Linked DNA regions of Homo sapiens: regions 1 and 2 are each linked to region 3. The links are chromatin loops, found by intact Hi-C in ENCODE. Cell type or tissue: heart left ventricle. All regions are shown on one strand. Each heading gives the region's core, and the rest is flanking DNA. Links, peaks and the distances in the headings are about the cores only. Region 1 overlaps LRIG1 (leucine rich repeats and immunoglobulin like domains 1). Region 2 overlaps SLC25A26 (solute carrier family 25 member 26). Region 3 overlaps SLC25A26 (solute carrier family 25 member 26).

The links. A loop is a pair of places that touch in the nucleus more often than their neighbours do. Peaks named below come from ENCODE experiments on the same cell type or tissue, not always from the same donor. Only the 100,000 strongest peaks of a DNase experiment are listed, where the experiment ranks them.
Region 1: it touches region 3 in a loop (2.8-fold over the local background); 6 of 110 quality-filtered maps call a loop at or near these places.
Region 2: it touches region 3 in a loop (12-fold over the local background); 71 of 110 quality-filtered maps call a loop at or near these places.

The regions. Positions count from the first base shown.
Region 1 is chr3:66,475,665-66,486,980 of GRCh38, reverse strand. The region is part of intron 1 of LRIG1 (leucine rich repeats and immunoglobulin like domains 1); the gene reads left to right. Among named protein-coding and RNA genes, the nearest start is that of LRIG1, 20 kb to the left of the region's middle. In heart left ventricle, for the core only: a CTCF peak has its summit at 6,172; DNase peaks (open chromatin) are centred at 3,710 and 4,861; H3K4me3 peaks cover 50 bases; H3K27ac peaks cover 3,478 bases.
Region 2 is chr3:66,369,773-66,378,577 of GRCh38, reverse strand. SLC25A26 (solute carrier family 25 member 26) reads right to left here. Exons shown (of 10, transcript NM_001379210.1): 9 at 7,976-8,049; 10 at 1-888. The coding sequence ends at 771. Among named protein-coding and RNA genes, the nearest start is that of LRIG1, 130 kb to the left of the region's middle. In heart left ventricle, for the core only: CTCF peaks have their summits at 5,515 and 5,718 (motif pointing right); DNase peaks (open chromatin) are centred at 5,727 and 8,217; H3K27ac peaks cover 2,787 bases.
Region 3 is chr3:66,271,425-66,282,740 of GRCh38, reverse strand. All of the region lies in intron 5 of SLC25A26 (solute carrier family 25 member 26), which reads right to left. Among named protein-coding and RNA genes, the nearest start is that of SLC25A26, 56 kb to the right of the region's middle. In heart left ventricle, for the core only: a CTCF peak has its summit at 5,872 (motif pointing left); no DNase peak of the experiment used is centred there.

The sequences.
Region 1 (11,316 bases), core at 3,623-8,622, 200 kb before region 3:
AAGTTTTTACTTTGAGGGCGAAGGGAATTCCAAGTTTTTCCTCTATTTGGAGCTGATGTCTCAGAACACTTGTTCTGTGAGATGAATCATCTGTGAATTCTACATCTGGGAGTTATATATTGGGAAATGGCATTCTTTTTAAATGTAGAAGAAACACAAAAGCGTAAAGTTACAGTGTAGTTGGAAAATTCTAGTCAGAGTTTAAAATACTAGCATTGAGGTGAAATTGGCAGAGTGATTGGACGTGAGTCTGTGATACCTAAAATAGACATGTCCATACATGGAAAACAATACGATAGCCACACTTACTTATTGTGACCCTTTTCGTTTGTTTTGAGACATTTTTAAAAAGTCATAAACATCAGCTATTCAGAATCATTAGTTGAGTCGATTGTGACTTGAGAATCAGAATTTAAGCGTTTGTCTTGAGCTCTTTAAGTTCAGGTGCCTTGCTAACCAGTGAAAAGCCCAGAGCAGTGCAGTATTTCAGGGTCTTCAGGGGAAGATAATGTTGTGTCCTTGTCTTCTCAGAGTCCTGCATTCCAGGCATCTGGTTATGAGGGGCCATGGTTGTGGGGATGCAGCAGCTGTGCGGTTCATGACGCACGGTGGTTAAGAGGCAGCTCTGGGGCCTGGCTGCCTGGGTGACCTTGGCAATTTACTCCACTTCAGTTTCCTTTTCTGTAAAATGGGGATAATTGTAGTGCCGACTTCCTTAAGCTTGTTATAAGGAAAAAAATGAAATATTTAACACAGGGCCTAACACACAAGCAGAAGCTTGAGGAAGGGTAGCTATAATGTTATTATTATAACTGTCGCAATAATAGTGTACCTTTCTGCAGCAGGATATATCTGTGTTAACTGATCATCACCATCTTAACTCTATGAAAAATATTGTCTCTGTTGTATACATGAGGCCCAGAGTAGTTGAATGACTTGTTTAGAGTCTAGCACTTGCCAGTTAGAATTCAGACCTGCGTGTACATGTTTAGAAGAAAATACGGTAAGACTAGCACTGCCTTCTTTCTGGCCTCCCTTTGACGTCTCTGAATTCCTGGAGGCCGATTGGTCTTTGGTGGCTTGAAGCACCTAGTGTAGTTCTGGCTGTACAGCTGGTGCTCTATACATGGTGTCTTGAATGTGATCTTGAAGAGCGTGTTTCTTTGTTGGTAGGCGTGTGTGTCAGATCCATTTTTGGTTTGCCTGTTTGGTAAAGGGGGTGGTAACATGCACATATGTTTTGCCATCTGTTGTTTATTGTTTCTGTTAGGTTGTGGTTTGTGTTCCTGTTCCATGTTCCTTTGGTTTCTGGAGCAACTGCGAATATTATATGCTTGGGGATCAAAAAAAGTAAACTATTTATAAACAGTAAAGTATCCTTGGGTTTGGAAAGTGTTTTTCTCAAATGCGTGTATATTTGTTGGCTTTATGATCATCTCACTGATGAATCGTTAGATAATTTGCAGACTGAGACACATCTAAAAGATGGGCGAGTCATGGTCCAGCCTTGTGTAACCAGCTCACAGACAGCCTTGGTGATAAGGCCCTGGTGTTAACGCTGACCCGAGTGGTGTATTTTTAACTCAAGAACATATAAACAGTTTAGCCTGCTGATGGAGTTTATGCACCGCCTGAAATCTTTGGCATGCCTTGGATTTGTGGCTCTGTAAGATGTACGTAGTCCTGGGAGAGTGCTGTGGCCGCCAGTGACCCACTGCCCCCACCCTTCATTCAAAAGAAAAGGAATGTAGCAGCAAGATGGAAGGAGAAAGGTGGAATTTATCAATAATTTTGTATGATAATTTTTCCTTTTTTTTTTTTTTTTGAGAGGGTCTTAATCTGTCACCCAGGTTGGAGTACAGTGGTGTGATCTTGACTCACTGCAACCTTTGCCTCACAGGTTCAAGCAATTTTCCCACCTCAGCCTCCTGAGCAGCTGAGGCTACAGGTGTGCACCACCATGCCTGGCTAATTTTTGTATTTTTTGGGGGTAGAGACAGGGTTTCATCATGTTGCCTAGGCTGGTCTCGAACACCTGGGCTCAAGCAATCGCTGGCCTCGGCCTCCCAAAATGCTGGGATTACAGGTGTGAGCCACCATGCCTAGCCTGTAGTATAAATTTTATCTTAAATTTTTTTTGTCATTACTATTTCACTTTGTTATGCAGACTTTAGAGGGAGGAGAGAGCTTTTTACTCACATCTGTTTGCAACCCCTTGCCCCCAGCTGTAGGGGTCTTTGCAGAGTTGCAAATTGGAGCACATGAATCCCATTGTTTAAAGCTGTTACTGTCCACCTGCCCCTCATCGCGCTTCTTACCTGGCCCCACCTGTCCCAGCCACCACGTGGGGCTTTTTAAAAAGACTTTTTAAATACCACCATGTCCCATGTCCCTCACCCACCATTTCCTCTGTCTGGAGAATGGGTCTTCCCTCTTCGCCTTGCAGATTTCTGTTCATCTGTCTTAAACGTTTCTCCCCATAGAAACCATGGCTGACGTTCCCTTTAAGTTAGATTCCCATCGTGAGGATTCTGCAGTGCTATGTATAGAAGTTTTGTGTGAATGTTTGATTCGTTTCTGACTACCCCATTAGTCTGTAAGCTCCCTGAATGCAGTGACTGGCTTTGTTTCCAATCCACCATTGTATTCCCAGAATCTAGTGTGAAGCCTGTGACACATTAAATGCTCGTGACAGATACCAGTGTAGATAGAGATAGTGGCATTCATTCTGTAGAGTCCTGTATGTCCTGTGGAAATACCTCTGCCAGATAGAATAATTCAGACCTCCCAGGCTTCATCTGTGTATTTCCTGAATATACCTTGCTTGTTTAGTAGCTTCCTATACCCCTCACCACCCTCCACCAAAGTCTCTTAAGTGTTGAGAAACTTAGAAGAATGGAAAGAAAGAAGAAACAAATAGAACCGAAGTTGAAAAGATGACAGGCTGTTTACCTGCCACATTTAGAATTGGCGGTCTTTTTGGTCTCTCTGAATTTTGGAAAAGTCCCATATGCAAGAATTGTCACTGAAGTGGCTTTGTAGTTAAAGCAGTGCATGTGAACTGTCCCCACATGAGGTCCTCGGGCGCCTCGTCCCTGCTGGATTGCTGGTGGCTGTCCTTGGCAGGTGGGCCAGGCTCAGGCGCTCTCCTCTGTGTTGCGTTTGGCGAGGGAGCCCGCGGTGCCCTTCCCAGCTGTTGACATGGTCTCTCATCTGCTCTTTTGCTGGAGCCGCGTTTTGGAGCCTGCTTTTCCAGAGTTGACACTGCAGGGGAGGGTGGCTTCTTCCATAGACCGAGGCTGTCTAGACACCCTTCCCCTTGTGGTTATTCTGCTCAGTTTATGCTGAGCCCTCGCCAGGCAGCTGGTTTCGGTTGCTTGAGCTCTTACTTTGCTCAGGCCTCTGCTTTGACAAAAAGGATGACCAGGCCAAGGTAGCTTTTCTCCCTCTTTGCTGCTGGCAGAGAGAAAGACTGCTTTCCTTGACCAGAGGGAGCTGTGAGAACACTAAGGACAGGTTACCCTGCCCTCTGTGGACCCAGCCCAAGTAACTATGTAAATTGATAGAAGCTTCTATGGCAGGAGACTTCAGGCAGATACATTTCTAAATCTGGGCCTTTTTAGCTTGGACTTCAGATGTGAGACATTGGCCCCCACCCCCATCCTCAGACACGCAGGATCTCCATCCATGGCAGAGAGAGCACTGCGAACCCAGCTGGCAGAGCTCCTCTCTGGGCAGTCTCCCAGGCATGCTAGCAAGGGGCAATGGGAAGCTGTGTTCTCCCTGATGAGCTCAGCCTCACATGTTTCTTTTAATGGCTATCGAGATCTTGGACTGTGATGCTGTAGGGAAGCCTTTTGTCCCCAGTGAGCTGGAATAGTCTAGGCAGATTACTGTCTTGGTGGCCTTACGGGGGGTGCTGGAGGGGGTGCTATTGATCTGTTAGCCTAGTTACTATGTCTTTATTACTTTTGATTTTCTGGTGACAAATGTTAGGCATTTATTGAATAAAGAAGAAAGTACAAAAGAAAAAACAACTGATTTCATTGTTCGGTGATAAATATTATCACTGGATAGTGTATAAATTTCCAGTAATGTGTGAGGCTGAATACCTATTTCAGTTATGTTTTAAAGACTCAATATCTTGAATATTTTCCCTGACTTTAAGCAGTTTTTAAAATGTGCTTTAATATTTATTGTATAATAAATTATTACACAACTTACATAAAACTTGTAAAGTTTCTCTGATATTGGGCATTTAGGCTTTTTCCTAAGCTTTGATAGACATCCTTATGCATAAATGTTTAGCCATTTATTTCCTTAGGATGAGTTACCCAATTCAGATAGCGCTGGATATGCAGATTCTTAATATTTTCGGTACCACTGCCTCTGAGAAAGAGGCTGCCAACTTACATGTGAACTTGTGCTTGTCCCACACCCTCACAAACATTAAATGCTGTTTATTTCTGTAATCATGTACCAGTTTAATGGATGGAAATTGCCTCAGATTATTTTAATCTGCATTTCTTTGGATGTTGAGGCTGAAGACTTTACACAGGATACTCCCAGATATTTCCTTTTTCAGTTTCCTTCCTTTGTTGATGCTCAGCCCAGTACATCATCTGCTGTCCTCCACTGTGGTCTTTGGGCTTGAGCACAGTACATCTCTTTGGTACTAGGGAAGCTGTGTTTCTGAGAGAGCACAGGTGTAATTGCATAGAAAACTGTGCTCTCAACAGGCATGTCACATGTTTTGACTCTGAACCAGGACATCTTTGGGTTCTTCTTAAACAGATGTGGACGCGTGTTGCGGAGGGGACTGTTGCAGTGGCTCTGTTGATCCTGTACTGCTGCAGCCTTCTGCAGAGCCAGCCTGCCTGTGCCCAGGCTGCCCGGTCTGTGGCCAGGGTGCCTGGTACCTACAGCTGGTAGGAATCAGCGCAGATTAGCGTGGCTGAGAACCTTTCAGGAACAGCTTCCAGCAAATGGAAATTATTTTAAAACAAATTTATGTGGTTTTTCTGTCAAACCTACTTGGAGCATAAACAAGGTTGAATTGTAAGCTGCTTCCCTTCTGCAAGCGAGCCCATGTTTAGAATGTGGCTTTCAGCAAAGTAAACATGGTCTCGAAAGTGAGTTGTCATTGTATGCATGTGCTTTGAAAAGTAAAAGTAGTGCACTGAACGAGCATTCTCATAGATAATTGTGATAGAGTTTTAGACATCCCTTCTCGTTTATTTGTCTTCCTGCCACAAAGATCACTACTTCCTGTAAAGGTTTTAAAGGTAAGGAGTAATTTGGTATTGAAAGGATTAAGGGAAAGAAATGCCAGGTCAGTTTCTGTGGTGAGAAGCATTTTAATTTTGCTCCTTTGCCATGGGGAATATAAAAAACATCTTTTGAAATACTTAATTCTGTGTGCATGCGTGTGTGTATACACGTGTGTGTGTGTGTGTGTGTACATAAACCCTCCGGTCTGTGCATCTTTGAATTCTCTGCCAATTTCGAGGTGGTTCCCCCCACCCTAGGGACAATGTCGGCTTTATTAAATTGGGCACAGCCTCCCTAGAAGGTGAAACAATGCTTTTAATGTTCTGATTATATATTAATGAACAACCAGGCCAAGGGGCACTTGCCAAAAAAGCTACAAAGTGAGAAAGCCACCAATATCAGAGTGAACTTTGCACTCTGAAAGTGTGAATGATGTTGGGTGAAAGAGTTTATGGCGCAAGGGGAGCAACTGGAATCTCTTTGATGTTGTGTAGCATCCTGGCCCCATTAGACTTTGGGCCTTCCCGTTTAACTGCATCTTTGCTGGCGAGGGCAGTGCTGAGGTGTGGTCTGAAATATAGAGGGACCTCAGCCACAGAGGACTGGCATACCTGTGCTGGGCAGGGGGACCGTTGGCCATTTCTATCTGTTTTCAATCAACTTCAACAAATTTTAATCTAACACTGAAACATATAGTTTCACACCCCCACCCTCCCAGCTTTTACTCTGGAGGGACTTTCCAGAAATAGCATGCTATTATTCTCAAATCCGCCTGCCCCAACCACAGAAAAGGGTTAGATCTTAATCTTAATCTAACTGATTTATTTTCTCCCCATTGTGGTGACATTTCCTCCTGCCTTCTGGCTTGGTCTTAATTTTTGAATGGCCACTGGGAGCCCTGCTTTCCACAGCCTTGCTAAATAATTTCTCAAAGGAAGAAAAGAAATGCTCTTTCAAAATGCCAAGAATGTGTTTTCTGTGGGAGGGTAAACTCTAGCTGAGGTTTTCTGCATCTGATGGACTCATGGACAGAGCTTGGGAGCGAGTATAGGACAATCTGGGAAGCACACAGAAGCTGATGTTCTTTCTGGGTGTTCTTTTGGGTGTTCATTTATCTCCTGGCACGTAGAGGGGCAGTTCTTTCTGCATTTCTGTGGTATGGAAGTAGCTAGGTGGCATTTTCAGTCTGGAATTCTGAGAGCCTGCTAAGGTGGGCAACAGGACTTTTTTTTTTTTTAAATAGCTTTTTTGAGATGTGATTCAAATACCACAAAACTCATCCTTTTCAATGATAGGATTCTGGGTTTTTAGTATATTCGTAGATTTGCGTAACTACTAATCTAGAACATTTTCATCACCCCAAAATAAAACCCTGTACCCATTAGCACTCCCTGCCTATCCTTCCTTCCTCCCATCCCCCGGCAACATCTACTTTCTGTCTCTATAGATTTGTCTGTTCTGGACAATTCATATAAATAGAATCATGCAATATATGGCCCTTTCTTTTACTTAGTTACTTAGCACAGTGTTGTCATGATTCGTCCATATTATGGCAGGTATCAGTACTTCATTAATTTTTATGGCTGAAGAATGCTTCCATCATGAGGAGAGACTGTATTTTCTTTATCCACTCATCAGTTGGTGGACACTTTGTTTATTTCCACTTTTTGGCTGTAATGAACAATGCTGCTGTGAACATTTGTGCGTAAGTTTTTGTGGTGAATGTATATTTTCACTTGAGTATATACCTCGGGCATATACCGAGGAGTGGAATTACTGGGTCATATGGCAATTCTATGTTTGACTTTTTGAGGAACTGCTAGACTGTTTCCTGGAGAAGCTGTGTGCACCACGTGGCACATCCACCAGCAGGGTATGAAGGTTCCCATTTCTGCACTACCTCACCAGCACTTGCTATTATCTGTCTTTTTAAATTTTAGCCATCCTAGTGGGTGTGTTGTGGTATCTTGTGTTGTGGTTTTGATTTGCATTTCCATAATGACTAATGACACTGAGCATCTTTTCATATGCTTATTGACCATGTGTATATCTTCTTTGGAGAAATGTCTATTCAGTTTCTTTGCCCGTATTTTAACTGAGTCCTTTGTCTTTTTATTGCTCAGTGGTAAGCAGAGCATGTTTAGAAAGTACAATTTCAAGCAGCTTGGGGTATTCCCCTGGTTGGTAGTGTGCTTTTCTCTATCTTCCTCAGGCGAGAAGAGTTTTTATTTTTAAGACTTTGAAGATCTACAGGTAGAAGTGTAATGCCTCATAACTTGCCCGTCTGTTTGGAATCTCAAGGGAAAAAGAAAATGTGGCAGGAAAGAGCAGTGGTTTTCCTTGCAGTGAATCCAGACTACAGACGCTCTAGGGGAGCTTATTACATAGTGTCCCTAGGAGAATGGGAGAATTTGCTCTCCTGTAACCTAAGGAAATTGGCTGTGCATATGCATTTATGGAAGAGCCTGACCGTTTTCTCTGCATTTCCTCTGTTCCGAGGCAGGTCTGCCTTTGCCGACGGAGCTTTGCAGCTATAAATTAGACAGAAGTGCAGTATTGAGGCTGTCCAAGTGCAGGCAGGGTAATTGCTCTGGACAGGTTTACAATAGGGAGGTGTGAAGTGCTTGGTGGAGACCAGAAGCTGGGGGAAGGGAGGACGTATTGAACTTGGGCGGCTGCAGGGTGATGGGCTGACAGAGCTAATTGAAAACTATGGCCCCGGTGGCTTTTAATGGGAAAGGGAGCCGAGGCCTGCAGTGGTTTCCTTTAGAGCAAGAAACCAGAAGGAAAATGGCTCATTGAGCTACTCAGGGAGTTAGTACTAAATCTCTGCAGGCCTCTGGGGGTAGAGGGTCAGGTTTTCTGAGTTTTGTTTTTAATTTCTTACTCCTTAGTCCCATTCTAGATGAACTGACAGGAGGGTGGTGGTGAGCTTGAGAAAAGGCCTGCGGGGACATACTGGAAAAAAAAGCTGACCCGTACAGTGGAGACCCTTGGAGATCCATGAGTTAGGGAGATGGTCAGCGGGCTGAACTGCCTATAGACAAGTGAGATAATAATGACATGGTAGCCTCTGTTAGTCCTCTAGTCAGAGTTTATGGTGCCAGGGCCTGGGAATCTGCATTGTAAACAGCTGTTGGAGGAAATTGCTTTGGAGTCTTAAATGTGAGGGCAGACTCCCTGAAGGCACAGCCTACCTTATTGACCTGTGTGGTCCTCCTGGCACGCAGCAGGTGCTTAATAAACACCTGTGTGCTTATTTCCAAACCAACTGTGAGTTACCGTTGGGTTTTCTTTCTTGATAGTATCCAGGACACTGCTTTCTCATGTCCCTGAAACTCCTGCCTGCGCACACCTGTCGAGATAACCATGGGTTGGCTGTCCTACACATCTGCCCTTAAGTTAACTGTTATTTTCTGCCCCATTGGGGTTAACTGGTTACCTTTTCAGGACCACCTACATGCACTGAAATTAGTTGTGTATTAAAAGCAAAAACGTAGAACCAAAAACTGGATTTATCTCCATTTATTTCCAATTCCATGGTAGCAACGTGCAGAAAGTCCTTTTCAAAGGCGGCAAATAAACGGTGTGGAGATGGTGGAGGTGATAGGATTTTCCTTGAGATGTGCTGTGGTTAATGTGTAACCTCTTTCATAAGACTTATGTAGATGTTGATGCGGCCTTGAAGCCATTGCAGGCCCACAAACTCAGGCTGTGTGTCGTGTGTTTGTAGCAAGTCCATGGCTTTGCAGCTAACTCATACCCCCAAGGTTTAATTTTTTTTGGTCGAAACAACAACCAACATCTGTTTGGTAATCCTCCTATCCTACAGCAGGCCACTCCTATCCTGTAGTGCATCACTCAAATAGTTGCTGGAGAAGGCTTTATTAGATCACCTCCCCTCCTCTCCCCTCTTCCTCCCCCATAGGTGTGTCTCCAGCACACCTATGCGTGATTTTACATTTCTGGCTCTGATGATAACATCTTTAAAAATGAGAGAATGAACTTAAGTGAGATAAAGGAAGAAAGGTGGAAAGGATAAGGTTTGAGGCGAGAGGGGATTGGGCCCTCCTTTTTGAGGATGACTGAAGTATAAAAACTTATCTTCTCCTTGTAATAAGACATCTTGGTCTGAAGTCCAGACAGTTTGCCTCTTGGATGAGGTTATTCCAGCCCTACCTACTGCTCCATTGTGCCTTGGCATCTTTGGGGATTGTCCATTTGGAGGGGCCAGATTAGAAAAGGAAGAGCATGATTACAGCAATGTTTTACCAGCAAACTAGGATCATCTTGTCCTGTATTTTTGCCTTGCCAGAATTACCTGTTTTGTCTGAGAAGCAACATTAAGCACAGGAGTTTGGATACCGTGGAATCCAGAGGGCAAATGACCCGGGTCGTGGTGTGTCTGGCTCAAGAAATAACATTTTGAAGTGCCACCTGGCCCTAATGGCAACAGCAGCCATCAGTTAAAAAAACCAGCTGTTAAGTAAGAGCAAGAACAGGAGTGTTTGTGCAAACAACCTTTAAATTTTCTGATCCTTGATGAATGTTAGTTGGTTTGTGAATTATTAACTTCAGCGTGTGTGAGGAAATACTGGCTGCTTAAGTATATTTTTATGTAAGAAAAAAATAAAACTGACCACACCCTCAGCTGCTACCATTTTGGGCTCAGTTCTTGCCTGCTCTCACTCAACAGACGTATTTAAAGCAGAGATAGGAATGCCTGCTCCTCACAGACCACATGTGTGTCGTGCGTCACAGTGCATCAGTTGCCATCACAATTTCACTTTGAAGGGAACGGAAGTGTTTTGCAGCCTGCTGGGATGTATAAGTAGGATGATCCCTACCGGGCTGCACAGAGGATCCAGAGTCCTCATGAGGATTTTGGTATAGATACCAGTGTAGTTGGGAAGAATCCTGCGTATGGAATCAGAAAACTAGGTTTAGTGAATTATAGAAAGCTGGCTTGAGAAATCCATTTAATGTCACTCAGCCAGCAACTTTTAAAGAGTGTTTTGAGGCAGGTTCTTTAATGTGACCCTGGAGAGACAGCCATCTTTTTCTAGTGCTTTGATTTACACAGCAGTGTGTCTCGCAGGAAGAGGCCAGCAGATTTGACTGAGGAACTGCAGTGTGGCATCTTGGAAAAAGGGGATTTGAGGACTTTGAGAGATAGGAAGAGACTTGGAGAAATCCATTTGTGAACCTGGTTTCCACAGCTGTTTTTCAGAGGTCTCTTGGACCTCTTAAAGTTGATACTAATGGACTACTTATTTCTTTTGACTTTTACCTGGGAAAGAGAATTGTGATTAGGCCCTTATCTGGGGGAGAGGAGAGGCTAAGGGAGGAAGGGGTGAAGGATTAAGGAGTTGGAGAGAATTGGAACTGGCCAGACAGGGCTATTTGAGCTTCACATACCTTTGGGTATTGGTTGCTGAATTAATCCTGCAGTGTAAGTCACACTTAGACATGCCTAGGTGTGACTCTTGGGGTTCATTTACTTTACTACAGGGTTTAATCTCTGCGCATTTCGAGTGAGGAAAACATGCTTGCCATGGGAAGGAAGAAAGCAGGTGCTCTGTCTCCCTTCCCCACCTCTTCATTGTCCTCAGTTGCAATGCCATTTGATATAGGTAGTTCTGAAATACATTGTACGCTTTATTCCCAGGCTGCAGGGATTATTGCTGACATAGACCATGGGTCCTGCAGCCAGCCCCCTGTGTATGGAAATGGAAGAAAAGAAATCAAGCTGTAAAGAATCTCTGTTTTGGGGCTTTGTAGTGGCGAATTACGTGAATAACTGAATTGAAAAGGTGCCTGGTTTATACCATCGTGAATACCCAGGCCTTAGATAAATATTGACACTAGTAGTGTGACGGGCAGGCCTACCATTTGTCTCATGCCCCTAGGAATAAACGATCTTTTCTCAGGTGCTTGTGACCTTATAAACCATCCTGACGAGTTTGTGCAGGTGCTTTCTGCACTAGTTCTTTGAGAGTGGATGGTTTTCTCCCTGTGCTTATGTGAGCTTAAACCTAACCAAAT
Region 2 (8,805 bases), core at 3,780-8,779, 95 kb before region 3:
TCATCCTGCCTTTTCAAAGCTGGCCCAGGCCCTCCTTTCAGTCTGACATGAGAATGGCGAGAATGGCTCACCCACCGTGCCCTCCTGCACGAAGCCAGCTGGGCCCACCTAGTCACTTGAGTTGCAGCTGCTTTCTCTCACACACCACAGGGGGCGCTGGACACATCTCTGTAAAATAATACAATTGTGCGTTTTTATGGGTGAAATCTGAGGGTAATTAAAACCAGCAGCCTAGTTACCCAGAAAGAGTGCTTGCTATGCACCTGTAGTTCAATCTTTCTTTCTTTTTCAACAAAGCCTACCCTTACACAACAGGAATTAACTAGGGGGAGAAACACCCACATACACAACTCTTCCCCAAGTCTCCTTTTCCCAAACAAACAAACAAGCTATTCTTTTAGAATTATAACCATCTTGCCTTCTGCTGAATCCACCATCAGGTGGCAGGAAATGAAAGATCAGATACAGATCAAATGAAAGCTCTAAAAGGCCTGGCCTCAGCATTACCAAACTTATTTATTAAGAGGTTCTGAGGAAATTGTTCAGAGTACCGCCACAGACCCCGTTTTCTTCTCTTAGCTCTCTGGCATACAGGCCAATGACTTCATACCAGCCAGCCTATACCACGGATGGCACAATCTCCATGCCGGTATCTTAGCACAACTGGTCTTCAGCACTGGGGCCTATAGTTCAGACAGCTGCTCAGCGGAAGAGGGTTTGCACTGCAGGCCCCTCTCTTGACAGAAGTGGAGGTGAGGCTTGTCTCTGCTTCAAGGACTCTTTCTGCCAACTTCCAACAGCAAGCTGTGCGTTCGGTCATAAGCCCCCAGAAAGATGAAACCTCCCAGACTGATGGCTGCCATTCGAGGGAAGACACCTGCAAATAATCTAGGGGAAAAAACAGGATTTTTAATGTTGTGCGTATTTTAAAAAAAGGTTAAATTCCAATACCCACAGCTTGCTCAGCTCAATACACCATGCTCATTAGTGGCTAACTACCAAACAGCTTGTGAACGCTCCCAAATAAGGCAAGTAATAGCTGTGTCCCAACAGTAGTTCTAAAACTTTCATGCCATTTTTCCCTTTGAAACATGAAATTGATTTTTTTTAAAAAGGTGTTAAAGAGCTGAATCCTAGGTAAGGCTGGAAGGCACTTCCAGCCCACACCTCTAAAGTGATCTCCAGGGGTTGCTCAGTGAAGAGATTTTTGGGCAATGCTGCCGCTCCACCCACTGACTCAGTTGCATTTTGTCCTTCGAGACCCCAAAACATGACGTCACGACAACGAGTTGAACCTCCATGGATTCCCTGTGTTCCTTTTCTGTCTAAAGGCATGAAAGGCAAATGGGCTGTGGCTGTGAAGGGGGCAGCATGCCTCCACCTGCACAGTCCCCTTGGTATCACAGAAGGTGCTGCTAACCAGCCAAGGTGCAATGTAGAATAATCAGAGCAATGCAAAGTAAAACTACAATGCCACGAGGATACAAATTGGGGATTCATTCTTTAAAACTGCCCCCCCTCCCCATACCTACTCAGATATTTGTTCAAAAATTTTCATTGTGGCATTGCTGATGGTGATATAAGTTATGGCACAGTATAAACATACAGTGGATGATTATGTAGCTGATAAAGATGAGGAAATCTACAGATGCCAACATAAAAAAATTACAAAACAGGTTTAAAAAACTAAGTCCAAGGACTATGATTCCATATCTAAAAGGCAAGCCAGGGATGTGTCTTAAGCCCTAAACTGAATGCCTGCTGCCTGTGGATTATAGGACACATTCCTGGCCCACGCTTCCATAACCTTTGAACCTTTTCACCAAGAGTACAGGCATGACTCAGAGATATTTCAAGTTTGGTCCCAGGCCAAGTTTGGCCACCATAATAGTGAATATTGCAATAAAGCAAGCCATTCAAATTTCTTCGTTTCCCAGGGCACAGAAAAGTTATGTTTCTACTACAGTCTATTAAGTATGCAGTAGCAATTATGTCTAAAAATTGTACATACCTTAATTTTAAAATGCTTTATTGCTAAAAAATGCTCATGAGCATCTGAGCCTGCAGTAAATTGTAATCTTCTGGCTGATAGAGGGTCTTGCTTTGAATGATGGCTGCTAACTGACCAGGGTAGTGGCTGCTGAAGGTTGGAGTGGCTGTGGAAATTTCTAAAAATAGTAATTGTTGCATTGATGGACTCTTCTTTTCATGAAAGATTTCTCTGTAGCACACAATACATTTTGCCCACAGTAGGACCTCTTTCAAAATTGGAGTCAACCGTCTCAACTCTGCCACTGTTTTCTCAACTAAATTGATGAAATATTCTAAATCGTTTATTGTAATTTCAACAGTGTTCACCGTATCTTCACCAGGAGTAGATTCATCTCAATAGATCACTTTCTTTGCTCACCCATAAGAACCAACTCCTCATCCGTTCAAGTTTGATCATGAGATTGTGGCAATTCTTTACATCTTCAGGCTCCACTTCTGACTACGGTGGTCTTGCCATTTCCAGTACATCTAGTATGTGTTTCCCTCCACTAGTCAGCCATGAGGATTGGAATCAACTTCTTCCAAAGTCCCAGCATGGTCAATATTTTGACCTCCTATGAAGCCACTAATGTTCTTACTGGTATCTAGAATGGTGACTCCTTTCTAGAAGGCTTCCAATTTACTTTGCCCACATCTAGCAAAGGAATCACTGTTGATGCAGCTGTAGCCTTATGAAATTTAATAAAACCTGAAAGTTAAAGTAACTCCTTGATCCACAGGCTAAGGAATGGATGTTGATAGTAGGCATGAGAACAACATTCATCTCCAGCAGAACTCCAGGGTGACCAGGTACACTGTCAATGAGCGGAAATATTTTAAAAGGAATCTTTTCCTCTGAGCACTAGGTCCCAGCAGTGGGCTTAAAATATTCAAGAAAGCATGCTGTAAAGAGATGTGCTGTCGCTCAGGCTTTGTTGTTCCATTTCTACAGCAGAGGCAGAGTCGATTTAGCACCATTCTTAAAGGCTCTAGGATTTTCAGAAGAGTCAATGAGCATTGGCTTCAACTTAAAGATACCAGCTGCATTAGCCCCTAACAAGAGAGTCAGCCAGTCCTTTGAAGCTTTGAGGCCAGGCATTGATGTCTCCTCTCTAGCTAGGAAAGTCCTAGATGGCATCTTCTTCTAATCGAAGGCTGTTTCATCTACCCTGAAAATCTGTTGTTTAGTGTTAGTGCCTTCATCGATGATCTTAGCTAGATCTGGGTAACTTGCTGCAGCTTCTCCATCAGCACTTGCCACTTCACCTTACACTTCTGTGTTACAGAGATGACTTCTTTCCTTAAACTTCATGAATCAACCTCTCCTAACTTCAAACCCTGCAGCTTCCTCACCTCTCTCAGCCTTCAGGGAAGAGAGTTAATGCCTTGCTCTGGATTAGGTTTTGGCTTAAGGGGATGTTGTGGCCGGTCTGATCTTCTATCCAGACCAAACTTTCTTCGTATGTGCAATGAGGCTGTTACACTTATCATTTGTGTATTCACTGGATAGCACTTTTCATTTCCTTCAAGAACTTTTCCTTTGCATTTACAATTTGGTTAACTGTCACAAGAGGCCTAGATTCTGGCCTATCTCAGCTTTCCACATGCCTTCCTCACTAAATTTAATCATCTCCAGCTTTTATTTTTAATTAATTAATTTTTTTTTTTGAGATAGGGTCTTGCTGTTACCCAGGCTGGAGTGCAGTGGCACGATCGTGGCCCACAGCAACCTCTACCTGCTGAGCTCAGGTGACCCTCCCACCTCAGCTTCCCAAGTAGCTGGGACTACAGGCACACACCAACATGGCCAGCTAATTTTTGTATTTTTTGTAGACAGGGTTTGGCATGTTGCCTAGGCTGGTCTTGAACTCTTGGGCTCAAGCCATCTGCCACCTTGGCCCCCCAAAATCCTGGGATTACAGGTGTGAGCCACCATGCCCGGCCCGAGTTTTTTATTTAAAATGAGAAAGGTGTGATTCTTCCTTTCACTTCAACACTTAGAGGCCACTGGAGGATTATTAATTGGCCTAACTGCAATATTGTGTCTCACAGAATAGAGGCCTAAGGGAGAGAGAGAGGGAATGGCTGGTTGGAGACACAGCCCGAACCCACACCACATTTGTCGATTAAGTTTGCCGTCTTCGGTGGACACAGTGGGTGATGCCCCAAAACAATTACAGTAACATCGAAGACGGCTGATCACAGATCACCACAGCAGATATGATAATGAAAATATTTGACAGGTGAGAATTACCAAAATGTGACACAGACACAAAGTCATCATGTGCTATTGGAAAAGGGCTCTGCAAGACTCGCTCAACGCAGGGTTGCCACAAACCTTCAATTTGGAAAAAAAGTGCACTGAGAAGTGCAATTAAACAAAATATGCCTGTATTACTTCTGTAAGCAGAAAGAGTTAATGAAGGCAAAACTAGTGCATATGCCAGTGAAAAGACTTCTGGTCAGGTCTATGGAAGAAAACTGAAAATGGTCAAGTATGCCAACAGTAGCTATGCATCCTTTAAGATACAGGAAAAGCCTCCATGACAAGCAAGCTGGTGGCCTGGAGAGAAACATGGCAGGAAGACGGTCCCTGCAGGCTGCTCCCAGCACCTGACTGCATCCTTTCTCCCAACACCTTTGAGCTGTTGGGGGAGGCTGAGCAGCCTCCCTCTGTTTGCAGCACTTGGCACTTCTAAGGAAAATGAGACACTTAAGAAGAGTTTTGTGGGCCCTTTTTAGTTAGCTAGCTATGGGTTTAAATCATTACAATACTGCACATAAAATTAAGGACCACGATTACTTGTCCAAAAATAACCATGAAAATTGTATTGAAAACCAAACTACACTTGCTTAAAAAAAAAAAAAAAATCAGCATCATGCAAAGGGTGGGTGGTGAGGACAGAAACTTATAAATTACCACTATGTCCTTCCTGCCTGAAAGACAGATGAGCCTCCCTGCTCCTACCTTACGAAGGAAAGAGTGCTAGACAGGCGGCCAGCAGATGCCGAGCTGTGGGAGACCACTCTGGCCACAAAGTTCTCCCACCTTTACTACCTTACTTATTTCTAAACGCCAGTGTCTTGTTCAGCTTCTGCCACTCACAAGCTCAGCTGCTCCTGGCAAGACACAGATGGAAGCAGTTTATGGTTTCAACAGATGACCACTGAATCTATTAACGTAATTACGGCCTTAACGTGGAGTAATTTGTACAGTGAGGGCCCCAGCCAGTCTCGCAGGTGAAGACTTTTGAGTTGAGCAGGAGCGTGTTCTAGTGCCCACAGATTAAATGAGAGCAAACGTAAGCACTTACAATGCCAGACAGAAAGGGATGCTCGCGGCAGTGGCAGCTACTACATAAAGGGCACAGTCAACAAAAACAGAAAGCCAGCTGATGAGTGAAGAAAACCAGAAAGGGGCCATCCGGGGTGGGCAGGCTCCCCATCTGCCTTTGGCTACGGGGCTGAATGAACACGCGGTGTTTGTTTAGTAATATATTTCTGTTTATATGTGTACTCCCATATGCGCCAGAACAAGGTCTTCACCTGCGTGGACCACACGGAAAGATAAAAGTGGTCGCCACTTGACTTGACCCCGAGAGGGCAGCACCATTCCATCCTAAGGTGAGGAGATGGTGTCTGCTGGAAAACCCAAGTAGTACCTAGTAAACTTAGTGCACGCCCCGGGGAGGAGACAGGAGGTGGCAGCAGCGCTGTGTGCTTGGAGCACAGAGGAAGCTGGCAGAGATACCTTCAGGCTGAGGGTGCCTGGGACCTCTGTTCACAACAGCCACCCAGGTTTTTCTGTGACTGTTTTTTAGTCAAATTATTTATTGTCTTTAATCATTAATAAGTGGCTAATCAAAACTCCCTTAAGTGACGACCGCTGCTGTCTGTAATGCTCTTAGGGACTACACTGTACAGACTGACTAGAGCCCATGACTTCTGAGACTTTCCGAAGATAGATAAGCAAAAAAAATTCCACATGACCTTTACAGAGCTGACAATGGGGACAGGGACAGGCCCTTGACCTGAGGAAGACACCCCTCCTCTGCCTGTATTTCTGGCACTGCTTAGTATTATAACGTCAAGTATAAGACATGCCACAACCAGGACAGGGAAGACTATCTTCAATCATCTACTCAACATAACTCCTACCAGCTTTTGGGGCCATGGGGTTGCCAGTCGATCATGCCATCCCCACCTGCCACCACTGTCTCCAGAAAAGGCTGAGGGGCTGCAGCTCTGCACAGCTCCACAAAGCTAAGGTCAATTGAAGTGGTTTGCCCAACAGTTGCCACAGAATCAAACATGAACTACACTGAAATCAGTAGGACAGTGAAATTTGGCAGTTTGGTTTTACAGTCTAAAAAAGCCACTGAATGTGACTTCTCCATGTATGTAGCCCAATTGCTATTTGAAACACAGAAGAACTTTTTTGTTGTTGTTTTTTTGAGACAGGGTCTTGCTCTGTCACCCAGGCTGGAGAGCAGTGGCACAGTTGTAACTCACTATAACCTCGACTTCCCGGGCTCAAGCGATTGCTCAGCCTCCTGAGTAGCTGCGACTACAGGTGCGTGCGACCACACCAGGCTAATTTATTTATTTATTTTTTAGAGACAGAGTCTTGCCATATTGCCCAGGCTGGTCTCAAACTCCTAACTTCGAGCGACCCTCCTGCTTCAGCCTCCCAAAGTGCTGGGATTACAGGTGTGAGCCCCGCACCCGGCCCCTAAGCACCTTTTACCTGCTACTGGCTAAGTAGCTTCAGGACTCATTTTTTCTCACCCCATTCCTTTGTTTGCTGTGGAACTGGCAGCAGAATTAATGTGCCACAGATAGAAGCACCCCTCACGATATGGCAGCCCTAAGTGGCAGGCTCCCAGCACACATGCCCCCCACTAGGCCCTTCCCACGCTCTCACTAGACGTCAACAGCCAATTATTCCTCTGGCTTTGCCCCAGTTCTTGTTTCAAAACCGTGACACCCTTCACACCCCCAACGTCAATCCCTCAGAGTTGTCACATTCAACAAAACCATCCAATATCACCTACTTTTCAAACTTCCAACTGGAAAATTTCAATCTAGGATGTGCTGCTCTCCTATAAAAACCTTAACTGGGTCCTGACTCACCTACTTCATGTCCTCCAGATCATCAAATAGCTGAGATTAAAACTGCCAAAGGTACACAAAAACTACAATCACATAAGTGATCCAACTCGGCATCAGGATGAGGAGGTGGCACTGCCAGCTGAGACGCCCGAAGTCCAGGCAGCTGCCGACCGACCCTCTGCAAAGGGAGGCCACTGCTTTGCTCTTGCAAGAAAATCCCTGGTATATGGTCCCTAAGAGAAAAATCATCATTTCACATGCCTGTAAGATCTCAACATTCAGGCGGCTTCACAAGTTTATGGTGTCAAAGCAATGTTTTAATCTTGCAGAGAGAGCTTTTAGGACATGAAGCTAGAAGTCTGAGGCACTTCTGTAGCACAATGGTTCTCAATTGATGCTAATAGTGGAGTCATCCCACCTGCACTATGGTATGTTCAAAGTAATTTGTTACTAATAATAGTTAAAAGCATCAAAACCACAAATGCTTTCTTCTAACAATGTTCCCTTCACTCCCTTGTATTTCTGCACTGTGTAACCTCTGAGAAGCCCATTTTATCACTGCTGCAGCCCAGACCCTGGTGAGAGCCACACATGTGAATTTCATCTAACATCAAGATGGGCAAGGCTGAGAACTGCCTGGCTGGAATAATCCGTCAATTTGATTTGCTATGTTATCTCATATATACAACATCAACTATAATATTTTGCACAATAAATAGAAACTCAAAGCAGAACATAAGCAGAAGGGAAGGAGAGGTGTTCATCCAAAGTTAGGCTAAAGGAGGAGGAGTGGTGGAGAGGAAGAAAGGAAGGAGGGCATTCCTCGTCTTACCCTGCCAGCCCCTGTGACCGCCAGACCCCATGCAGGACAGAGAGCACATTCCCATCAGCAGTGCTGGAGCCAGCCTGTGTGAACAGACAAAGAGAAACCCGTTATCTTCTGAAGCTCCCAATCACACACTTGCCTCTCAGATATCCTCAGACACACAGCTCCCCGTCACCCTCATCTAGAACACAGTGTCAGATACCAGGGAGTTTCTTGGCAATCAGGACCTGGCTCGCTCGCCCAGAAGTGCTTACACTCCGATATGCAGGCAAGCAGGGATGTGGCCCATGCCACACAGGTGGCTGCTTATCAGAGCTCACGAGATGACTGATGAACTATTTAACAGCAGAAAGACAGAAGCACTATGAAGCAATGTGAGGAGGGCGGGGAATCATTAGTGTAAATGGTACAACTATGAAACCTGCATAAGCAGCTAATAAGCATATTTAATAGAGTGCCGTTTAAATGTTCCATTTAAAACGTGATTAACATTCTTAGGTTGGATCCTGCCACCTCCATACTAAAATTTGGCCCATTATTTGTTCTACTTTTCCACAAAGATAGGACTTTTTTGTTTTGGTTCAGTTCAGGTATGTTATACGTATGGCATTCTTTCAACTCTCTATCTAGCAGGGTTTTTTAAAACAATTTTTCTCTTAAACAAAATGGTTTCAACATTTCTGACAACTGTCTTAACCCATCCAGTTAAGGCCAACCATGACCCTAGGTTCAAAGCCTGTCACTTACCTGCCACATAGCAGGAGGCTCGTCAACCTCTCTGACCCTTAGGTTTGTCACCAGTAAAAACAGAGTTTATTTGAAGATGGTACTGCCAG
Region 3 (11,316 bases), core at 3,375-8,374:
TGAACACCGGAAAGAAGTTTACAGTATAATTCTTAAAATAAATCATAATTCTGTGTTCTTCTTGCCTGATGTAAATATATGAAATGGGAAAGATGAAATAATTTAATTTTTTTTTCTGCCCAATAAAAGAGCCTAGATGCAATGATACACCTATAGTTTCTAAATACCACTCCCCACCAGAAGGAATCAAGGCCCCCTTGGGGAGGGGCTGATTACAGGACTGGGGCAGGGAGAGTACAAGGTAAGACTAAGATACCTTGCTACACCAGCAAGGAGGTTCTCAAAGACTAATGGGGGCCTGGCACAGTGGCTCATGCCTGTAATCTCAGCACTTTGGGAGGCCAAGGTGGGCGACTCCCTTGAGGTCGGGAGTTCGAGACTAGCCTAGCCAACATGGTGAAACTCCAACTCTACTAAAAATGCAAAATCAGGCCGGGCGCGGTGGCTCACGCCTGTAATCCCAGCACTTTGGGAGGCCGAGGCGGGTGGATCATGAGGTCAGGAGATCGAGACCATCCTGGCTAACAAGGTGAAACCCCGTCTCTACTGAAAATACAAAAAATTAGCCGGGCGCGGTGGCAGGCGCCTGTAGTCCCAGCTACTCGGGAGGCTGAGGCAGGAGAATGGCGTGAACCTGGGAAGCGGAGCTTGCAGTGAGCCGAGATTGCGCCACTGCAGTCCGCAGTCCGGCCTGGGCGACAGAGCGAGACTCCGTCTCAAAAAAAAAAAAAAAAAAAAAAAAAATGCAAAATCAGTTGGGTGTGGTGGTGCGTGCCTGTAATCCCAGTTACTCGGGAGGCTGAGGCAGGAAAATCGCTTGAACCTGGGAGGCGGAGGTTGCAGTGAGCTGAGATCATGCCACTGTACTCCAGCCTGGGCAACAGAATGACACTCCATCTCAAAAAAAAAAAAAAAAAAGGACTAACGGGGAAATGTCACATGAACACAGAAGTAGGCTGAAGAGGCTCCCCACTGGACAAATATGGGACAGTTTAAGTATCAAAAGAATAATACTAATGGTAATAGACTATAATTACCGAACAAAAAAAGAATCCATGACTATGGTGGTGATTGCACACACTTATGAATATAGTAAAATCCCTTGAACTGTCACTTTAAACGAGTAAACTGTCTGGTACATGAATTCTAACTCAATTAGGCTATTTTTTTAAAATCCATGAGTCCATGGGGATTTTTTAAAAAGGATCTGGAGGGCAAGGGAGGAAACTCTTCCCTACAGAAGAATGCCAGCTAACAAATTCATAGAAAAATGACAGTATTAGGAAAATCATTATTTTGCAATCACCAATGTAACAAATGCTTCAGACAAGAAGTATCCACAGATGTTAAAACTATTTATTGGGGAATGGGATAATCACTTGTTCTCAAAATATTACCGCATAGATTGCCTCTTAACATCAAAGGATAATTGAACCTTTAGTGTATAACAAACGAAAACAACTTAATCAAACCATTAAACTCACCAAGTGTAAGACTTTTTGTGCCTCCTGGTATAACTCAATGAGAAACACCCCAAAATACTTAGGTATTCATATAAAAAAACCAATTAACCTGAGTCTAATCATAAGGAACTCAGATAATCCAGATTATGGGACCGTTTACAGGATAAATATCTCGGACTCTACAAAAGTCTATGTCATGGAGGAAATAAAAAAGGTTGGGGACCCTGACAACCAAATGCAATGTATTTGTTCACTTGTATCCTGAGTAGAGAAAGAAGCTGTAAGGCTTTTATCACTGGGACATCAGGGAAATTGACCACATATTAGATAATATTAGTTAGTGAATATTAAATTTCTTGGGTGTGATAATGGCATTGTAGTTATGAGAAGTAGGACTCCATTCTTAGGAGACATGCTGAAATACTAAATGATAAGTGTCAAATTGTCTGCTACTTACTTAAAATATTTCAGGAAAAAAAAGAGGAAGAAAGAGGAGCAGAGCAGATTAAGCAAAATGTTAACTGGTGAATCCTGGGGAAAAAAAATACACGTTTTACCTTTTCTATAAATTGTAATTTTTCAAAAAAGCTGGAAAGGCAGAAAAAAAAGAAAAAGGTGGTGTTACTATGCATTTCAAACTTCCTCACTCATACCTCAAAGAGTAGAAAGGAAATAAATATGCTGTTACTAGACGAGCGTTAAGAGTTCAAAGAATTCAGAGACCAACTCTGCCTTCCACTAACAGTGTTTCGTGCTTTATGTAGATCAAGTTACACCACCAAAGGTCAGCTTTCTCACTGGTATTAAACAGAGAAATGTCTGTTAGCATATAAAATGGTTTACAAGGTAGATGAACATTACAGATTGACTGGGAATCATGACAAGGTATTCAAGAGGTACTTACTTTCCAATTACTCAGTTGGCAATAATGATTGAGAATTACTGTGAAGATTAAATGAAAAAAATATATATGAAAAGTACCTCATCTGGCATATGGCAGATGCTGGATAAATTCAACCTACTTTCTCCTTCAAATACAGAAAAATAATGTGGTAAGAACTTATCACTTACCAAGAGGCAACTATATACCAGACCTTTGGTGTCTTCACTTCATCAAAACTTAATGATTGAGATGTGTTGTTCTCACTACTTTTTCAAACTAATATTAAATGTCTAAAAGGATGAGAAAACCTTGGAAAACCATTGTGTGAACAAAAAGATAAATCAGCAGAGTCTAATTATCACAAGATCTTTGTTAGTCAACATGAAACATAGCATAGCTGACTGTGAACACAGATACTATTGGTATCCTCTACCAGGTAAATGACATGTTTGTCATTTACCCTGTGAAGGATAATAAATTTTGTCCCGAAGTGATTTTTAACTTAGTCATCATTCCATTCTCTGAAACAGAAGTATGGAAAAATTCACTGATAATAGGAAAGACTTACAATACGTGGATCAAGACACAGGCAAGCTGTATCAGAAACTTGGTAATCAGTTTGTAAGACTCCCACAGATCAATTTAACCACTTATTTCCAAAACATAATCAGGATACACACTAAACTAATAAGATCAAAATACTTTTCTAAGAATCATAACATTAACATAATTCCTTCCTACTATAAAAAACAAACCAGTGAAACACATTTGAGGCCAAAGAATCATGAGAATGGTTATCATCGGCTGTCTTTAATGAGATATTTGTAAAATAATAGGCACTAGAGAAAGATAATTACCTGACCCCACCTCCCCAAAAAAATCAGAATCAAATAAAAGCCTTCAAACAAATGGACTAAATTCTTATATTTTTCATATCTGAAAGCATTTTCATTCAATGAGGACACTGTAGCACCAGGTGTAAGTTTAACAGAGGCAGAGCTGTTGGCAAAACCTGGGCTGCCTGACCACAAAGCCCTGGTCTGAACCACTATGCTATGCGGCCTTCAGGAAACAGCAAATCTGACCCAAGAATAGAAGCCCAAACACAGTGAATATTAACACAGGATTAGAACAGGAGAATGAAAGATTCCAAGATTCCCAGGGTAAAAGGGGACTCAGGACAAAAGACAGTATGTTTTCAAAGTTGTCATACCTAAAAATAATGCAAATAATGCCTTTTTCATACAGAAAAGGCAATTAGAAACTCCAAGAAAAAAAGACAAGCTCATGCCCCAAATGTTGGAAATTAAATTTTAGCAACTGATAGAGTGCAAGAAGGTCTATTTGATTCTGATGCTGAAACCATCTCTCAGGGTGTAAGTCCCACACACAAAAAAAAATACAGCCTTAGCACACTACATGGTCTGATCATTCATGAAGTCTTCTCAATAATACAAACACTAGTTCACCGGTACTCCACTTTTAGAATCAATACAGAAGAGCTATGAAAGAAGTGACTGAGGGTAAAAGACAGGATGAAATTGTCAACCCTCTTGACAATGTACAATGAAAGTATAGTTGAGAGAAGTCTTTCCAGAAAGTGAAATTTGCAGGTTAAGGAGGACAAGGTGGCAAAAAGAAAGCAACAGCCTCATCATGTCAAGAGAAAGTTGTAAGATGCAGAAAGTTCGTAGGATAAGAAATAAAGAAACGAATATATAACTTAAAGTTTCTAAAATGAACAGAGGAATGAAATTTATATAACTGGAATGCTAGGATGAGACAGGGTTGGGGAAGAACATAATGTGAGCTTAATCACATCTTCCATCCCAAAGACTCAACAAACTTTATCTACTGACAAATTTTAAAACAGACATTTAAATAATATATTATCTGAAAGCACCGATGAAATAAGAACTAAAAATAAAACAGTTAAAATTTTAAAAAATAAAAAATAAAGGCTACCTCTAGAGAGTGGAACCAGAATGGAGAGGGATGGGCAGGAGACTGTTGTTTTTCATCTTAAGTCCTTCTACATTATTTGGGTTGTTACTAATTGCATATATTATTTTAATACAAGTTAACAATAAAAGAAATTAAATTTTAAATTTAACTTGTCATTATTTTAGAAGATGACTCTAAAAACAAGTACTTCATACAATGTCCAAATGTGGCATTTTAGTTTGTTTTTTAAAAACAAACTCTCATAAAAGTTGCATAAATAGCAGAGTTCACATATATGCTGGCTTCTCTAATGTTAATAAATTAACTACAGTACACTTATCAAAACCAGCTACCAGTTTTGCTGCAATGCTAATAGCTAAATTACAGATTTTGAATGTTACCAGTTTTTCCCAAAATCTTTTCTGTTCCAGGATCAAATCCAGGATCCTACACTGCATTTACTTGTTGTGTCTCCTTAGTCTTCTCTTATTTGTGGCAGTTCTTTCATCTTTCTTTATCATAACTTTGACAATTCTGTACAATGTCTCTCAATCTCGGTTTGTGTGATGTTTTCTCATGATCACACTGAGATTATGCATCTTTGGCAAGAAGACCAAAGAAGTGACATTGTGTCCTTCTTGGTGCATTATATTAGAGATGTATGATGTTAATATAATCTTATTACTGGTGATGCTAATCTTGATCACTTGGATAAAATAGTGACTGCCAGTCTTTCCAACTGTAAAATTACTATTTTCCCCTTTGTAAGTGATAAATAGCTTTGGGGAAATACTTCTAGACTATGATATTCGTTTTTTAAAATAAATGACAAATAAAGATTATATATATTAAAGTGAGCAATGTGATGATTTGATACACAATGTGTAATGATTACCACAATCAAATTAATTAACACATCCATCACTTTTCATGCTGTACCTTAAATACCCAGAACCTGCTGATCCTATAACTGACAATTTGTACCCTTTGAACAACATCTCCCCATTTACCCACCCCCTAACACCCGAGAACCATGGTTCTACTCTCTGCTTCTATGAATTTTACTTTCTTAGTTTACACATATAATACAATATTTGTCTTTCTGTTATGACACTCATTTTTGATACATTATACATATTTACAGTTATCTTTTAGAGATGCATAGTGACGTATTTCTGGATGAAATCAGAATGTCTGGTATTTGCTTCAATATCATACAGACATGTGGGAAGCAGGGTTTGGTATAGATGGAACAATACTGCTCAAGAGCTGGTAATTGATGAGACTACAGGGATTCATTTTAGTAATCTTTTTTGTGTGTCTTTAAATTTTTCCATGGTAAAAGTTTTAAAAAATTAGAACCCAAATAAATACAACTCCATGTACATATGTATCAAAAGATAACACAAATTTATCCATTCAGGTATCTTGATCGGAAAACACTATTATGCTTAAATTTACATTTTCTAATTTGAACCTTTTTTTTTTTTTTTCAAACAGTGCCAGGAAGCAGCTTCCAAGTTCATGCTGAGGTTTTTGCCACCAACATTTAAAATACAGGCATTGTGCGCCCTCTAGTGCGTTCTTCTATAATGTCAGTTTTGCACTGACAAGTTGAATAACAAAAAGCAGAGTATATTCAAAAAGGGAAAAAAAAAAATCCTCACAAAAATTTCTGCTTCTCCACTAGTCAATAAATTATCTGCTAGTTACTTGGCTATGTATACCAAAACCACTTCAAGGCCAAAGATTATCAACCTTTTCCCACCTACTCTACTGTTTCTCAGAACATATGATGCAGCACAGGGAACAAAAAAGGACAGACTACAATCAGTCAAAACATTTTTAAGCACCCCTCACAAAGGCCAGACGAAAAAGGATGCTGAAATCAATATTAATGGCTGTTTTAGAAGCATCTCATTGTGTTCTGCCCATACAAACAGTTCCATTTCTATCCTTTAGAATCCTCTAACACTCAGAAATTGTGCTCCACTCTCACTCAGGTCAAGATTTGGTTCAAGTCTTGTAGATCCCCCATCACATTATTTTCTTAGGATTTACTGAAAAATTCTATCAGTGAATTTATCTGCAAGACACAAACAGGAAGCAAAGTGTAATAAGAATCACAGGATTTGGAATTATACAAACTTGACCTCCAATTCCAGTCCTGCCACCTCCTAGTTGTATTACTTAATTTTTCTAAGCCTCTGCTTATGATCTGTACAAACAGGCTGATGTCTTACAGTTTAAGGATTAGGAAAATATATGTAAAGTTAACAATCATAATTAGTATTCAAATTTTAACTATTTTCATTATGTGATCCCAAAGTAATCTGTAGCCAGGTAGTCGAACCCACAGATAAACATTTTAATTTCCTTTGAATGATTCCAATTGCTATTTTTTAATTACACATCTAAAAAACTACATTTGACCTTCAAATTTAGTTTTCTTACATATATAGTCTCTTAATACTCCATATAAGATGGTGTTTATTCAGACAATAAGACAGTATACAGTAATGAGAACATCAAGGGTAATTCTTGACCCACACGGTATTCACTGGAGATAATTCGCACACACCTAATGAAGGATCTTCTTCATAAGTTTTATTATTTTCATGTGTCACTTCAAAAACTGTTTTGAATATATGAAATAGTTACAGGAGTAACTGTAACTAGAAAAGACAAAATTAAAATAAGAGCTATATGTAGACAGCAGTAAATATGATAAGAAAATTAATCTCAATGGAAGTACAGACAGTTTATCTGGCAGAAAACCATTAGCTTGCCTAGGAATTTAGTGAGAACTCCATAATTCTTGCTAAATGTATCTGGAGATCTTAATACCTAAGTACTTAAAACTGGTCTGCTTTTGAGAAGCAAGTATGATTAAGTCATTGGTTTGTTAAATATTTTCTGAGTGTGCTATGTGCCACACTCTTCTAGGTGTTAGATTAATAGTAGGGAACAAAACGGGAGGCATCTGCCCTCCTGATGCATACATTCTAGTGAAGGGAAGACAGCAGTAATTAATTTTTTTTTTTACTATTATTATACTTTAAGTTTTAGGGTACATGTGCACAATGTGCAGGTTAGTTACATATGTATACATGTGCCATGCTGGTGTGCTGCAACCATTAACTCATCATTTAGCATTAGATGTATCTCCTAATGCTATCCCTCCTCCCGCCCCCCACCCCACAACATCCCCAGAGTGTGATGTTCCCCTTCCTGTGTCCATGTGTTCTCATTGTTCAATTCCCATCTATGAGTGAGAACATGCCGTGTTTGGTTTTTTGTCCTTGCGATAGTTTACTGAGAATGATGATTTCCAATTTCATCCATGTCCCTACAAAGGACATTAACTCATCATTTTTTATGGCTGCGTAGTATTCCATGGTGTATATGTGCCACATTTTCTTAATCCAGTCTATCATTGTTGGACATTTGGCTTGGTTCCAAGTCTTTGCTATTGTGAATAGTGCCGCAATAAACATACGTTTGCATGTGTCTTTATAGCAGCATGATTTATAGTCCTTTGGGTATATACCTAGTAATGGGATGGCTGGGTCAAATGGTATTTCTAGTTCTAGATCCCTGAGGAATCGCCACACTGACTTCCACAATGGTTGAACTAGTTTACAGCCCCACCAACAGTGTAAAAGTGTTCCTATTTCTCCACATCCTCTCCAGCACCTGTTGTTTCCTGACTTTTTAATGATCGCCATTCTAACTGGTGTGAGATGGTATCTCATTGTGGTTTTGATTTGCATTTATCTGATGGCCAGTGATGATGAGCATTTTTTCATGTGTCTTTTGGCTGCATAAATGTCTTCTCTGGAGAAGTGTCTGTTCATATCCTTTGCCTACTTTTTGATGGGGTTGTTTGTTTTTTTCTTGTAAATTTGTTTGAGTTCATTGTAGATTCCGGATATTAGCCCTTTGTCAGATAAGTAGGTTGCAACAATTTTCTCCCATTTTGTAGGTTGCCTGTTCACTCTGATGGTAGTTTCTTTTGCTGTGCAGAAGCTCTTTAGTTTAATTAGATCCCATTTGTCAATTTTGGCTTTTGTTGCCATTGCTTTTGGTGTTTTAGACATGAAGTCCTTGCCCATGCCTATGTCCTGAATGGTATTGCCTAGGTTTTCTTCTAGGGTTTTTATGGTTTTAGGTCTAACGTTTAAGTCTTTAACCCATCTTGAATTAATTTTTGTATAAGGTGTAAGGAAGGGATCCAGTTTCAGCTTTCTACATATGGCTAGCCAGTTTTCCCAGCACCATTTATTAAATAGGGAATCCTTTCCCCATTGCTTGTTTTTCTCAGGTTTGTCAAAGATCAGATAGTTGTAGATATGCGGCCTTATTTCTGAGGGCTCTGTTCTGTTCCACTGATCTATATCTCTGTTTTGGTACCAGTACCATGCTGTTTTGGTTACTGAAGCCTTGTAGTATAGTTTGAAGTCAGGTAGTGTGATGCCTCCAGCTTTGTTCTTTTGGCTTAGGACTGACTTGGCGATGCGGGCTCTTTTTTGGTTCCATATGAACTTTAAAGTAGTTTTTTCCAATTCTGTGAAGAAAGTCATTGGTAGCTTGATGGGGATGGCATTGAATCTAAAAATTACCTTGGGCAGTATGGCCATTTTCACGATATTGATTCTTCCTATCCATGAGCATGGAATGTTCTTCCATTCGTTTGTATCCTCTTTTATTTCATTGAGCAGTGCTTTGTAGTTCTCCTTGAAGAGGTCCTTCACGTCCCTTGTAAGCTAGATTCCTAAGTATTTTATTCTCTTTGAAGCAATTGTGAATGGGAGTTCACTCATGATTTGGCTCTCTGTCTATTATTGGTGTATAAGAATGCTTGTGATTTTTGTACATTGATTTTGTATCCTGAGACTTTGCTGAAGTTGCTTATCAGCTTAAGGAGACTTTGGGCTGAGACAATGGGGTTTTCTAGATATACAATCATGTCGACCAATAACAGGATCTGAAATTGTGGCAATAATAGCTTACCAACCAAAAAGAGTCCAGGACCAGATGGATTCACAGCCGAATTCTACCAGAGGTACAAGGAGGAACTGGTACCATTCCTTCTGAAACTATTCCAATCAATAGAAAAAGGGAATCCTCCCTAACTCATTTTATGAGGCCAGCATCATCCTGATACCAAAGCCAGGCAGAGATACAACCAGAAAAGAGAATTTTAGACCAATATCCTTGATGCACATTGACGCAAAAATCCTCAATAAAATACTGGCAAACCGAATCCAGCAGCACACCAAAAAGCTTATCCACCATGATCAAGTGGGCTTCATCCCTGGGATGCAAGGCTGCTCCAATATACACAAATCAATAAATGTAATCCAGCATATAAACAGAACCAAAGACAAAAACCACATGGTTATCTCAACAGATGCAGAAAAGGCCTTTGACAAGATTCAAAAACCCTTCATGCTAAAAACTCTCAATAAATTAGGTATTGATGGGACTTATCTCAAAATAATAAGAGCTATCTATGACAAACCCACAGCCAATATCATACTGAATGGGCAAAAACTGGAAGCACTCCCTTTGAAAACTGGCACAAGACAGCGATGCCCTCTCTCACCACTCCTATTCAACACAGTGTTGGAAGTTCTGGCCAGGGCAATTAGGCAAGAGAAACAAATAAAGGGTATTCAAATAGGAAGAGAGGAAGTCAAATTGTCCCTGTTTGCAGCAGTAATTAATTTTTGAACAAGAAATGAAGGTAATTTCAAACATCAGTGCATGCAAAGGTAACAGGTGAGTGATCAGGGATGGGGTAGGTCTATTTTAGCTGGAGTGATCACAGGAGGTCCCTCAGAGAAGGGGCATGTAAACTAACACCTAGATAAAGGAAAATCACGCAAACGTGATAATATGCACTTACAAGCCACAGTTCTTCATGAACACTTCCATCAACACAGATTCCTTACACTTGCTTATTTCCTCTAATTAATTTATTTTTAATATCATGTAGACTTCCAGTTTCCCCAAACTCCTGGCACTAACGCCTATCTAAAGGCTTAAAGACTACAGATATAAATATGGATTACTCATTTTAAATACATATTTTCCTCCCCAGAAAAAATTTATCTGTTTATAAAATGTAAAATACACAGCTCACCATAAAGGTTAAGTTCATGGATTCTGGAGTCCTCTGATCTCTCCCTTACTGGTATGAGACCCTGGGCCAACCACAAACTTACCAAGCTTTAGTTTCTGTCAAGTAGGGATCGCATTTTGGGCTGCTGTGAGGATTATGTGAAATAATGTATGTAAACAACTTAGCACAGTGACTGGAACATTTTAAGTACTTGGTAAATGTAAACAGTTTATTTCCATCTAAAATGACACACATTTTTTAGGTGTTTACATATGAATATATCAATATAAGAAGTATTCTCAGATTTTAACTTTAAAATCAAAACTACATATAAAAGTAAATAAATCAGAAGTAAATTCATGTCTTCAATTTCAGTGAGACCACCAAATAATTTTTAAAGATGAGTTTCTACACTAGTGCCCAAAAGAACAAAGGTGGCAGAAAAAGAAAACGAACAGACATTTCCATTTACAGAGGAGAATGACCAAAAAAAAAAATAGTGGTACAGACAATTACTCATGGATCTTAACAACGATGGATGCCCACATGTGGGCTGAAGCTAGAGATGTATGAAATGGTCTTCTTTCTGAAGAGATGAAACTTTAGCTGGAAGGGTTTGAAGGGACAGAATACGGCAGATCCTATGGGGTGACTCAGTAACGGTAGTACCACTGCCCCCAGTCCACCCTTTGCCTGACTTCATCTACTACAGTGAAAAGCTACATACTCAACTTCCCAATCCCCACGCAACTCATAAAGGCCCTGAGATACCATCTGTCCCAGGAAAGTTTTTGTTTTCGAGATAAACAAAAGGACAGATAAAGTTAGTACTGCCTCATGCCCTTCCCCTTCTTCATAGTTCTGGAATAGAACTATGATGCCTGAAAGCAGAACAGCCA